Linked DNA regions of Homo sapiens: region 1 is linked to region 2. Evidence: read pairs that join two places in POLR2A ChIA-PET (ENCODE). Cell type or tissue: MCF 10A. All regions are shown on one strand. Links, peaks and the distances in the headings refer to the core of each region. The heading gives the core; the rest is flanking DNA. Region 1 overlaps TNFAIP8 (TNF alpha induced protein 8). Region 2 has its middle 32 kb from the start of TNFAIP8.

Region 1 (5,381 bases), core at 184-5,183, 74 kb after region 2:
ATTAACTCATTTAATTCTGCCACAATCTTCACCATCTTATAGATAAGGAAACTAGGGGAATAGAAGTTAAGGAATTTCCTGAGGTCACATGTGCTCGAGGTGTCCCAGCCGGAATATGTATAAAATCTTATTTTCACTTAAAGATGATATGGCTAAAGGCAGTGCTAGGAACATCTTTGGCTCAGAGAAGCGTGGGCAGTATGCTGCTGAAATGGTTCCTCATATAGTGACATTTTAGGCAGTACCTAAGTCAGCACAGGTCTGGCCTGTTCTCTAAAGATCTGTGTAGATGTTGTACAAAGACATTTTTCAAAGTTTTCAACATGACTCCTACTTTGGGGGCATCTTGTGGCTCAGTTTTCTGTCTCGTGGAACTTCACTTCTAGGTGCTCACAATGACTTTTAACGTTGACTTCTGAGGTGCAGTGAGCTGCTCCCCCACAGCTGTCCCTAGCAGTGGTGGGTTCAGAGCATGACAAGGCACTCAATGTGCATTCACCAAGAGAAGCAAGGAAGCAGCAGTTCAGTACTGTGCTCCCTAGAGTAGGCACGGCATCAGTTTCAAACTTCAACATTATTTTCCAGATTTGGAGGCTCAAAATATTTGAGCAAGTTAAGTTAAGAAATAGCCTTTTTCTGATTATTAGGCCTTTCATATACAACTCAAAATTAGTTTAAGAGTAAAGCATGGGGTGGGTGCGGTGGCTTATGCTTGTAAGCCCAGAACTTTGGGAGGCGGAGGTGGGAGGATCACTTGAGGTGAGGAGTTCGAGACCAGCCTGGCCAACGTGGTGAAACCCCACTGCTACTAAAAATACACAAGATTAGCCAGATGTGGTGGCAGGCACCTGTAATCCCAGCTACTTGGGAGGCTAAGGCAGGAGAATCGCTGGAACCTGGGAGGCAGAGGTTGCAGTGAGCTGAGATTGTACCACTGCACTGCAGCCTGGGCAACAAGAACGAAACCCCGTCTCAAAAAAAAAAAAAAAAAAAAAAAGCATGAGTTAAGAACTTTGATCGTACAGAAATATTGCGTTTTAAACTCTTATATAATAGTATGCCATTCACAATTATCTGGAAAGTTCTTTTTCTCCCACCATGTGAATACACACACACACACACACACACACACAATTTTTAAGCCCCCAAAGGCTTAAAATAGTACTTTTTGTGGTCTGTACCGGTCAGTTGGATTTTTACTAAGAATTTTAATTTATCCTTGAGATACTTGATGAGTGTATATAAGCAGTTGCAATTTAGCATACAAAACCTGACAAATGGTAAATAAAAGAATATGTTTATCCAAATGATGAAATATTTGTAGTAAAAAGTGCTATTCAATTGCCAGGAAATTAAAATACTCCAGTAAAATGAATTAAATTAGCATGTTAATAAGAGTGATAATATTTAAAAGTTTTAGTCAATCTTGCATTTCCATACTTGCATTATCTAAACTAGTTGAACTTTTCAGTGTTTTACTTGATATATTGCATTCTTGAGCATTAGGCTTCTAGGTGATTTGTTAAACTCATAGCAGGTTTTAGTACACAGTGCTGTTTATGACAGAAAAAATTTTATCCTACCTCTGAAATAATTGTACTTTCTGTGATTCAGATAAAAACTTTATAGAAACTCCCTAATGAAAATATTGAAGCATTAACCAGAAAATGAGTCAGCTTTTTGTTTCCAAAATGATGCAACAGGAAAACCTTTAACTACTTATAATCCCGTATAGTCACCATCACCACGAAGTATTGAAAATCTGTTTTCTCTTTTACTAAGTGTCTGCACGGTCACTTATGTATACCCAAAGCCAGAAAGATATTTTTATCTCAGGGAAATTCCAGAAATGGAAACATTTTTGTGTAATATTGATTCATTTCTGTCTCACCAAAGATGTGTTTTCCACGTAGCAAAGAACATCAGCCCCACGTTATAGGGAACAAGCGAGTCCCAAATCGTACCATCTGCTGAGCACTGAGAAAGGATATGGACAAGTCAGTCAGCATTCACAATTAAGAGAAAAACATCTGTGCTTTGGAAAATGTTCTTCAAGGATAGAGAATTGTGCCCTATGTCCACCAAATTTGCATGAGATCTTTATAAGATTAGACAGCCAGTGGATAAGGCCCCTTATCTTTCTTCATGGATGGCTGAGGAAATTCTCCGCCTTCCCTGACATCAGCTGCATAACTGTATTTCTGCCTCGTGGAAATAAAGTAGATGATCAGGCACTTGCGGTTTGTTCTTAATACAAGAAAGACAATTTGATTTTTAAAAGTTTTGATTTGTAGAATAATGTAAGACAATATGTTTCTTTCTACTTTGGTTTTTCCATTCAAAAGCTTACAGATGAATTCATTCGTTTAAAACTGCCAGGCTGAGTGCGGTGGCTCATGCCTGTAATCCCAACACTTCGGGAGACTGAGGTGGGCGGATCACCTGAGGTCCAGAGTTCAAGACCAGCCTGACCAACATGGTGAAACCCCATCTCTACTAAAAATACAAAATTAGCCGGGTGCAGTGCCACATGCCTGTAATCCCAGCTACTTGGGAGGCTGAGGCAGGAGAACCACTTGAACCCAGGAGGCAGAGGTTGCAGTGAGCCAAGATTACACCACTGCACTCCAGCCTGGGCAACAAGAGTGAGACTTTGTCTCAAAAAAAAAAAAAGAAACTCTGTCTCGAAGTAAATAAATAAATTTTTAAAAACCAACCTGATGTGAAGTTGAAACACAAGACGCGGAAATAAAAACTCAGAGTATAAATATCTATATTGTTACCATTATCTGGGATAATTGATGATTTATAAGAAGCTGAGGTTTCGTCTTCCTAGAAATGGACTTTTATTAGGCCAGCAAGAATGACCACTTAGCCATTTAAATGATTTGTCAGCATCTTTTGCTGCTCTCTTCTAAGACCATTGGTTTTCACTAAAGGATAAATACCTGCTAAGCAAATTATAAAATACTATAAGACATTTAATCTCCTGGAAGAGGACTTGCTGATAATTGGATCAAAGTTCCAGCATTATTGCTCTTTTCGAATCATATGGACTTAGTGTTCTCATGACCGAGGAGTCACATTTTTAGCTTGCTAAAATATTCACTGGAGAACATGGTGAAATCCACGAGTGGAAACGTTCCATGGTATTTTCAAACGCCACGTGTCAGGAATTTGGCATGCCTTCCTCTGGGAGAGGCACTGGAGTGTGGCCAGATGGAACCCAGCAGGGTACAGAGGGCATTTGTGGGAGCAGTTAGGAAACCAGGACGTCCAGCTTCTGCCTGCCAGGGAGCTCGCTCATGTTGTCTCTGAAATTTGCATAAGAGCAATTACCTCATATTCTAATTTTAAAGATACAATTTTTAAAGACATGGAAGGCTCTGAGACCTCCTGAAGGCTATTCCTATGTGAGGTATTGTTTACGGGTGGCCTTTCACTATTTCCAAATCAGCGATGAAAAGAAGACTGAGTCTAAAATAAATGAAGCAACAGACTTCAGCAGCCTGAGAGAATTTTGTTCAATTCCAGTCTCCTTAAAAAAAAATCGGTTTTTGCTTTCAATTTAGGAAAATTGTTTTGGGTTGCATTGTTGAAAGTAATGATTTCTAGCAGCTACTTATGTATAATCTCTTAACCAATTAAATTCTGAATCTCTTAAATCACTTGATTATTCATGCTGGTTTTAGTTATCCACTGCTGTATTATAAGCCACCCCAAAATTTAGTGGTTTAAAACAACAACCATTTTGTTCCCGCTCACAATTCTGTGCGTTGAATGTGCTCACCTGGGCAGTTCTCTGATTTGGGGTCTATCATGTGGTTGTGGTCAGATCATGGCTGGGACTGGAGTCTTACAAAGATTTGGCTGGGACACCTGGATGACTGGGCCTCTCCTCTCCCCATGGTCTCTACTTACTACTTACTAAGAGCACCCCAAATTGCAAGAGCAGAAGTTTCCAGGCATTCTTAAGGCTGATGCCCAGAACAGGCACAATATCATTTCTGCCTCATTCTACTGGTCAAATCAAATCACAGGCTGTATTGGGGTCACCAAGACACCCTCAGGTTTGATGATTCTCTAGAAGGACTCAGAAATCTCAGAAAAGCTATTGTACTCATAGTTATGGTTTATTATAGCAAAAGGATACAGATGAAAATCAGCAAAGGAAGAAGGCACATAGGGCAGAGGCCAGGAGAGACGAAGGTGCAAGCTTCCAGCTGTCCTCGACCAGTAGAATTTTATAGACAGCACAAAATTTTCCTAGCAATGATGTGTGACAACATGTACAAAATATTGCCAACCAGGGAAGCTCACCCCAGCCTTGGGAGTCCAGGGTTGTTAATGAGGCATGGAGCACTCACATGACTAACCTTAGTTACTCAGGCTCCAGCCCCTCCAGAAGTCAAACTGAAACAGGGAGGCCCAGAGCTCCAGGTGAATATCATAAATCACATTGTTAGCATAAACAATGTGTCATGGCTCAAGCCCTAGGCATACAAAGGCACTCTTATCAAGCACTATATTCCAAGGGCTTGGAGACTGTCTCCCAAGATCTAGTCAAGGGCCAGTCCTTTCTTTGGAATTTGCAGGGTTCGAACTTCCCAATCTTGCTGAGTTAATCCTTTACTGCACACAGGCTCAACCTGGGTTTAGTACAGGAGGAACTACACAAGGGCATGAATTCTGGGATGCATGGCTCTTTGAGGCCATCTTCGAAGACTAGATGCCATATGATTGTTTCCCACCCTCTTGGCTCCAGCAAAAACAGAATTCTTGGGGAGTCTGGAGTTCTTCACATAATAGTTTGTTTTTAATTGGAAACAAATATATAAAATAAGGGTGGACTAACCTGAATGTAGTTAATAACTACATTCCTGTCCATGTGAACATGTGAGTCCTGACAAGTTAATCTACGTAATTCAAGAAATGATGATTAAACAGCTACTATGTGCCTAACGCCAGGCTGTACCCTGGAACTATGCAGTAACACCTAGTTCTTTACTGACTGGTGGGGACACTTACAATGCACAGGTAACTTAATACCGAACGGGGCTTCCCACGATGCAGATGAACCTAAGAAAGGCTTTTTTAGCCCAGCATAGGCTTTCTGATGTAACAATTTTCAAACAGTGTTTTGAGCTTTAAACTGATATTTTAAAAGCAATAAGCTCAAAGTAGCGGCCGATTTCTTTTTCAAAATCAGTGGCAAGTATGTGTGCTGGGGGCGGGTGGGGGAGGTGGTATATGTGAGACAGTATAAGTAGAAGATAAAATGGGCCATTTTTCCTTTATTTTCCTTTATAAATGCATGTTCCATGCATTTCCTTTAGTTCCTGGGCCCAGTGGCTCACACCTGTAATCCCAGCACTTTGGGA
Region 2 (5,381 bases), core at 69-5,068:
TAGCAAATACGCACATCCTAAATCTCACTGCTTCTCCCACCATCACTTCTCTTCTGGGTAGCCTCAGAAGCCTCCTAACTCCCCTGTGCTCTTGCACTGTCACTCTCAGACAGTCCTTGTGCAATGAGAATGGTCTTATCGCTGATCACAGTCATTCCCTTGCTCCAACCCCCCACGGCTTTCCATTCCAACGGACAAACTCCCCACTCCTTACCAGGAGCTACAGGCTCCCCTTCATGTGGCCTCTGCCCAATTCTGCTACCTAATTTCCTCCCACTCCCTCCTTCCCTGCCTCAGTCAGGCCACACTGACCACCATGCTGTTCCTCAAACTTCCCAAGCTCTTTCCTCCTACTTCAGAGCCTTTGCACACACCCCTCCCTCTGCCTGGAAGCCCCTTCCCTATAGATTGTTCCTTGGCTCTCTCTCTAATTTTTCTCAGGTTTCTGCTCAGATGTTACCCCAGGAGAAAGCCTATCCAAAATGCTCCTCTCTCCCACCCACTCTCTAGCCCCTGCCTCTGGTTTGTTTTTTCCCTCCACAGCGTTTATCTCCACTCAAAATCCTGTTTTTCCAGCTATTTTGTTAGAACTTTTGTCACTGCTCTATCCCCAGCACCATCAGCAGTGCTCACACGCAGTAAATGACCTATACATACTTGTGGCTGAATGATGAAGTGCTACTCCTTGAGGAGTGGTCCCAGGACCTTGGCCCCTTTTCCAGCCTCTGAGCAGACCATGCTGGCTATGGCCAGGATCTCCTGCTAAGTTTATCTCAGAACCTGCTCTCTTCTTGCTGCCTCCCATTTGGCCCCCTGCTGTTTACCAATAACTCCAGAAATACACAGGCGTGGAGAAGTTGAGCAGCCTCTGGCATTTTAATGCTAGGTGGGGACCTTTCACTTCTCTTCCTGACCATTCCAAACGAGTCCATGCTGCTCCCATTTCTGTAGACAGACTGGTCCTCCATAATCCACTTTCCTGATTTTCCTCCCCGTTTTCTCTGTGCCCCTCCTTGGTCTTCTTTGCAGGCTTCTTCCTCTTTGTCCAATATCAAAACGTTGGTATTTCTTAGGCTCCACCTGGATTCTCTGCCCTTCTTATTCGACTCTCTCCCTGGTGATCCCGCCCATTTCTAGGGTTTCAGATTCTCTACATGCCGGTGCCTCCCAAACTTACATTCCAGGCCCAAGCTCTTGTCTAAGTTCTAGACCTGGGTGTCTAGCTAGAAAATGTTCTTTGATGTCTCATAGGCAACTCAAATTTGATGTGAAGAAAGCTGAACTTGCCTTCTCTTTCACTTTTCCCCTTAGTCAATGACCCAGGTAACTATCTCGAAACTTGGAAGGCTGCTGCTTCTGGCCTTACCCCTATGCCCAATCAGTTGTCAGTATAGTCAGTTCTCCCGTGAATAGCTGTACACTCTATATACTGCCTGTCACTGTGCACTGCCACCAACTAAGACCAAGCCACTGCTGCCATCTCTTTCCTAGGTTACTTAAAGGGCAGTTGCACCCCCTACACTTTCTCCAGTCTAACATCCTATGCTGCTATTGGCCTCATAAAATGTCCATCTGATTGCATCATCCTTTGCTTAAAATGCCTCATTAGAGTTTTGATAAAATCTAAACTTTTTAACAGGGCTTATAAGATCCTTAATAACCTGTTCCCAAGCTGGCTGCATTTCTTGGAGTTTCTCGGAAATATCTGCCTCCCTCAAGCACATTCCCACCCCACCCTGCATACATACACATCTCTGGCCACTTGTTTGTCATTTACCCTAGAGTCTAACATAGGGCACAGTAAGGCCTCAATAAATATTTGTTAAATAAAGGTAGGAAGGCAGTGGTCCTGGATTTTAATTGTATGTCCTCACATTTTAATTTAATTTACCTTAAAAATGTAAATGATTCCAGAGTCAAAAGTTGCTGTTTTGTTTTATAGTGCTCTGTATGTTTCCCTCCACTCTGTAGTTTCCAGAGGGTTATTAAAAATGGACTAAAAGAAGCATGTGGGCTTCTGTTAGCAAATCAGTTGTAATCTGTGTTCTTTGGCTGAGTGCTGAGCTTAGGAGGCTGCCAGATGGGGACACAGGAACCAAATCATCTTTGCTTCCCAGTGGGGAACAGGGGCATAAATTGGCTGAATGGGCTTCTGCAGTAAAACTCCTTCAATTTGAGCTTGTGTAAGCCAGGATCAAAATACCTGAGACTTGTTGAGACTTGTCTAGAATGTTTGTTAAACTTTCAAACCTGTTTGGGAAGAAGGCTTGGAACAACAGTGGGTTTGGGTCTTGTGAAGTAAATCTTATTTAAAGGAAATAGACAAAAGCTTAATCATGTTTAATTTGTAACATTATAGGTAAGACTGTTGGTTGCTGTTGTAATGACTCTAAAAAAGAATAGAGAATATTTTTTTCCTTAGAAGTTCCAGGTTCAATGATGAAACCCCATCTCTACCAAAAATTCAAAAATTAGCCAGGTGTGTTGGCCAGTGTCTATAATCCCAGCTACTCGAGAGGCTGAGGCAGGAAAATCACCTGAACCCAGGAGGTGGAGGCTGCAGTGAGCCGAGATCGCGCCACTGCACTCCAGCCTGAGCCACAAAGCAAGACGCCATCTCAAAAAAAAAAAAAAAAAAAAAAAAAAAAAAAAAAAAAAAAGAAGAAGTTCCAAGTTCAACATTCCCAACTTCCCCCTCGGGGCTGGGAGCTCCTGGGTGAGGTTTCTAAGTCTCCATCCTCTCAGAACTCCTATCTTTAACTTCTTCGTGCATGGATCAGAGGGGCCTCCAGTCACTGCTGAGTCACAGGGATAAGCAAAAAGGGAATGACACACTTCCTGCCCCAAGTTCTAGGGAGTTTTTATGGTTTGTTTTTCTGTTTCGCTTTGAAAATTCCCTGAAAAGACAGAAGATTGCCCCAGCCGCCTCCTGATTGGCAGCCTCTATTTATTTATATGATTTCATGGGATATCCTCTCTGCTATGCCTTGTAACTCACAGGGTTTTTGAAACCTTTTTTCCTTATCACAGCAGTATTACATGTTTGTGTAGTGTATTTATCAACTACAATTTGACCAATAAAAAAAAAAGAGGCACTCCTTATTGTCACTACCCAGAAAAAAATATATTGTGCATATCATCATTCCAGGCGCTTTTCTGTGTGCTTATAGTTTTCTCTTTAAAAATTATATATGGCTTAATATAATTTCTTTGCTTTTATATATTGTTTTGTAGCCTTTGTGAAGAGTTCTCATGTTATTAATACTCTGCAAGATCGGTTTTAAAGATTGCATTACTGGCCAGCCGCAGTGGCTCACACCTGTAATCCTAGCCCTTTGGGAGGCTGAGGCAGGAGAATTGCTTGAGGCCAATGGTTCAAGACCAACTTGGCCAACATAGCAAGACCCTGTCTCTTAAAAAATAAAAAATAAAAAAAAAAAGACTGCATTACATGCCATATATGGATGTGCCATAATTTACTTAATCAGTCCCCATGTGGATAGTTAGGCTCTAAAAGTTTTCATATGGGGTCATTGTCATAACCCCGCGCAGTTTCCTTGCACTTGTCCACACTTCTGTCTATTTCATGGGATGTATTCCTGTAAGTGGTTCAAAGGGCCTGTGGAGTTTTAAGGTTTTTGATCTTTATTGTCACTTTGCCTTCCAGATGTTTGTCCTGTTTTACATTCCTGTCATATAATATAAACTCCTTACCATGTCCTATATGGTCTACATATTCTGGCCTTTGCCTAACTCCCAGCTGCTCTATTTTATTTAATTACTTAATTTGTTTATTTATTTATTTATTTTTGAGACGGAGTCTCACTCTGTCGCCCAGGCTGGAGTGTAGTGGTGCGATCTCAGCTCACTGCAAGCTCTGCCTCCCGGGCTCACGCCATTCTCCTGCCTCAGCCTCCCGAGTAGCTGGGACTACAGGCGTCCGCCACCATACCCGGCTAATTTTTTTTGTATTTTAGTAGAGATGGGGTTTCACCATGTTAGCCAGGATGGTCTTGATCTCCTGACCTCGTGATCCGCCGGCCTCGGCCTCCCATAGTGCTGGGATTACAGGCGTGAGCCACCGTGCCTGGCCTCCCAGCTGCTTCTTACAGCTTTCCTCCCCTTGCTTCCGTCACTGTAGCCACACCAGCCCCTGTCCCCTCCTTCCCCTGAAGCATGCCTGGCTTGTCCTGTCTCGGGCTGTAGCACTTGCTCTTTCTGCTGCCCAGACCATTATTCCTGTGGCTTTCAGCATATACCTCCAATGCCACTTCTGCTAGAGTGGTCTCCGTCAGAACCTCCTGTTTATTTTTGCCCTAGCACCTTTCACAATCCGTCCTTCATTTATGTATGTGCTTACTGGTCTGCTGCCGCTTTTTCCCACTGAATGTCAGTTTTGTAACACAGGCAACCCCTTATGTTTCATTTCCCATGTCCCCAGCATCTAAGTCAATGCCTACCATTCAGTAGGTACTAGGTAAATGCAGGTGGATTCATTCATGCTGAATGAATGAAGAAATCACCCTGTCGTTTAGGAATGTGTGGTGTAATAGGGCTGATGAGGTGTGTATAGTGATGGTTACCTCTTGGAGCCAAACATGGCTATCTCTTGGAGCAAAATGTGGGAAATGCTGTAAGTGTCCAAATATCACGGAGATGCAGGAGTGGGAGCAGTGACTGGCTACAGTGTCATGAAAGGCTCCATCTGAGCTGAGCCTTGGGAGACTGGCAGTGTTTTGCAGCTGGTGATGATGGAAAGAATCCGAGGGGCTGAGGAAAGCAGGTGAGCAGAGGCCCAGAGGCAAAACAGTGAAGCACGGTGGGGGCAGGACTGGGGACTGCTTTAAGTCCTATGTTGACTCATGGACTCAGACCCCTGAGCAGCAGGGAAGCATTGCGTGCTCCTCATCAGAGGGTAACATGGTGAGAGAGGATATGGAAGTGCTTTTTAAACTTAATTCTAGGTACACATGGCAGTGTTAAGGGTGATCGGGCTGTGCTTTGAGAAAATGTATCATGAGGACAACTAAGTAAGAAGCACAGGAAGTTCAGGCCAGAGGATGAGCCTGAAGGAGGTTGGGGTGATGGGGCTGGAAATGAAGAGAAAGCAGAGGAGTGTTTTGAAGGTGAGGAAGAGGGAGAGTGGGACCCACGATGACACTGAGCCAGAGAGTTTTAGTTTGAATGACTGATGGGAAGATGAGATATGGAGCCCTAGAAGAGAAGCTGTTTGGAAGTAAGAACATTTATGAATTTAGTTTTGACCCATCCCTTTACTGAATTAGTGAGCCTCTTCCAGATTAAACCAGCCCGTGTGCCCTCCATTGTCCTGAAGGGGCTTGGGTGACAAGAAGATAGAGGAGACAGAAGTATATACCACA

The links. Peaks named below come from ENCODE experiments on the same cell type or tissue, not always from the same donor. Only the 100,000 strongest peaks of a DNase experiment are listed, where the experiment ranks them.
Region 1: POLR2A ChIA-PET joins it to region 2 with 15 read pairs; 14 of 35 experiments call an interaction of 5 or more read pairs at or near these places.

Annotation. Positions count from the first base shown.
Region 1 is chr5:119,396,021-119,401,401 of GRCh38, forward strand. TNFAIP8 (TNF alpha induced protein 8) reads left to right here. Exons shown (of 2, transcript NM_014350.4): 2 at 1-3,668. Among named protein-coding and RNA genes, the nearest start is that of TNFAIP8, 43 kb to the left of the region's middle. RefSeq lists enhancers at 1,501-1,550, 1,831-1,880. In MCF 10A, for the core only: no CTCF peak of the experiment used is centred there; DNase peaks (open chromatin) are centred at 1,721, 3,221 and 4,421.
Region 2 is chr5:119,321,655-119,327,035 of GRCh38, forward strand. It overlaps a transcript of TNFAIP8 not described here. Among named protein-coding and RNA genes, the nearest start is that of TNFAIP8, 32 kb to the right of the region's middle. In MCF 10A, for the core only: no CTCF peak of the experiment used is centred there; DNase peaks (open chromatin) are centred at 1,137, 2,167 and 2,787.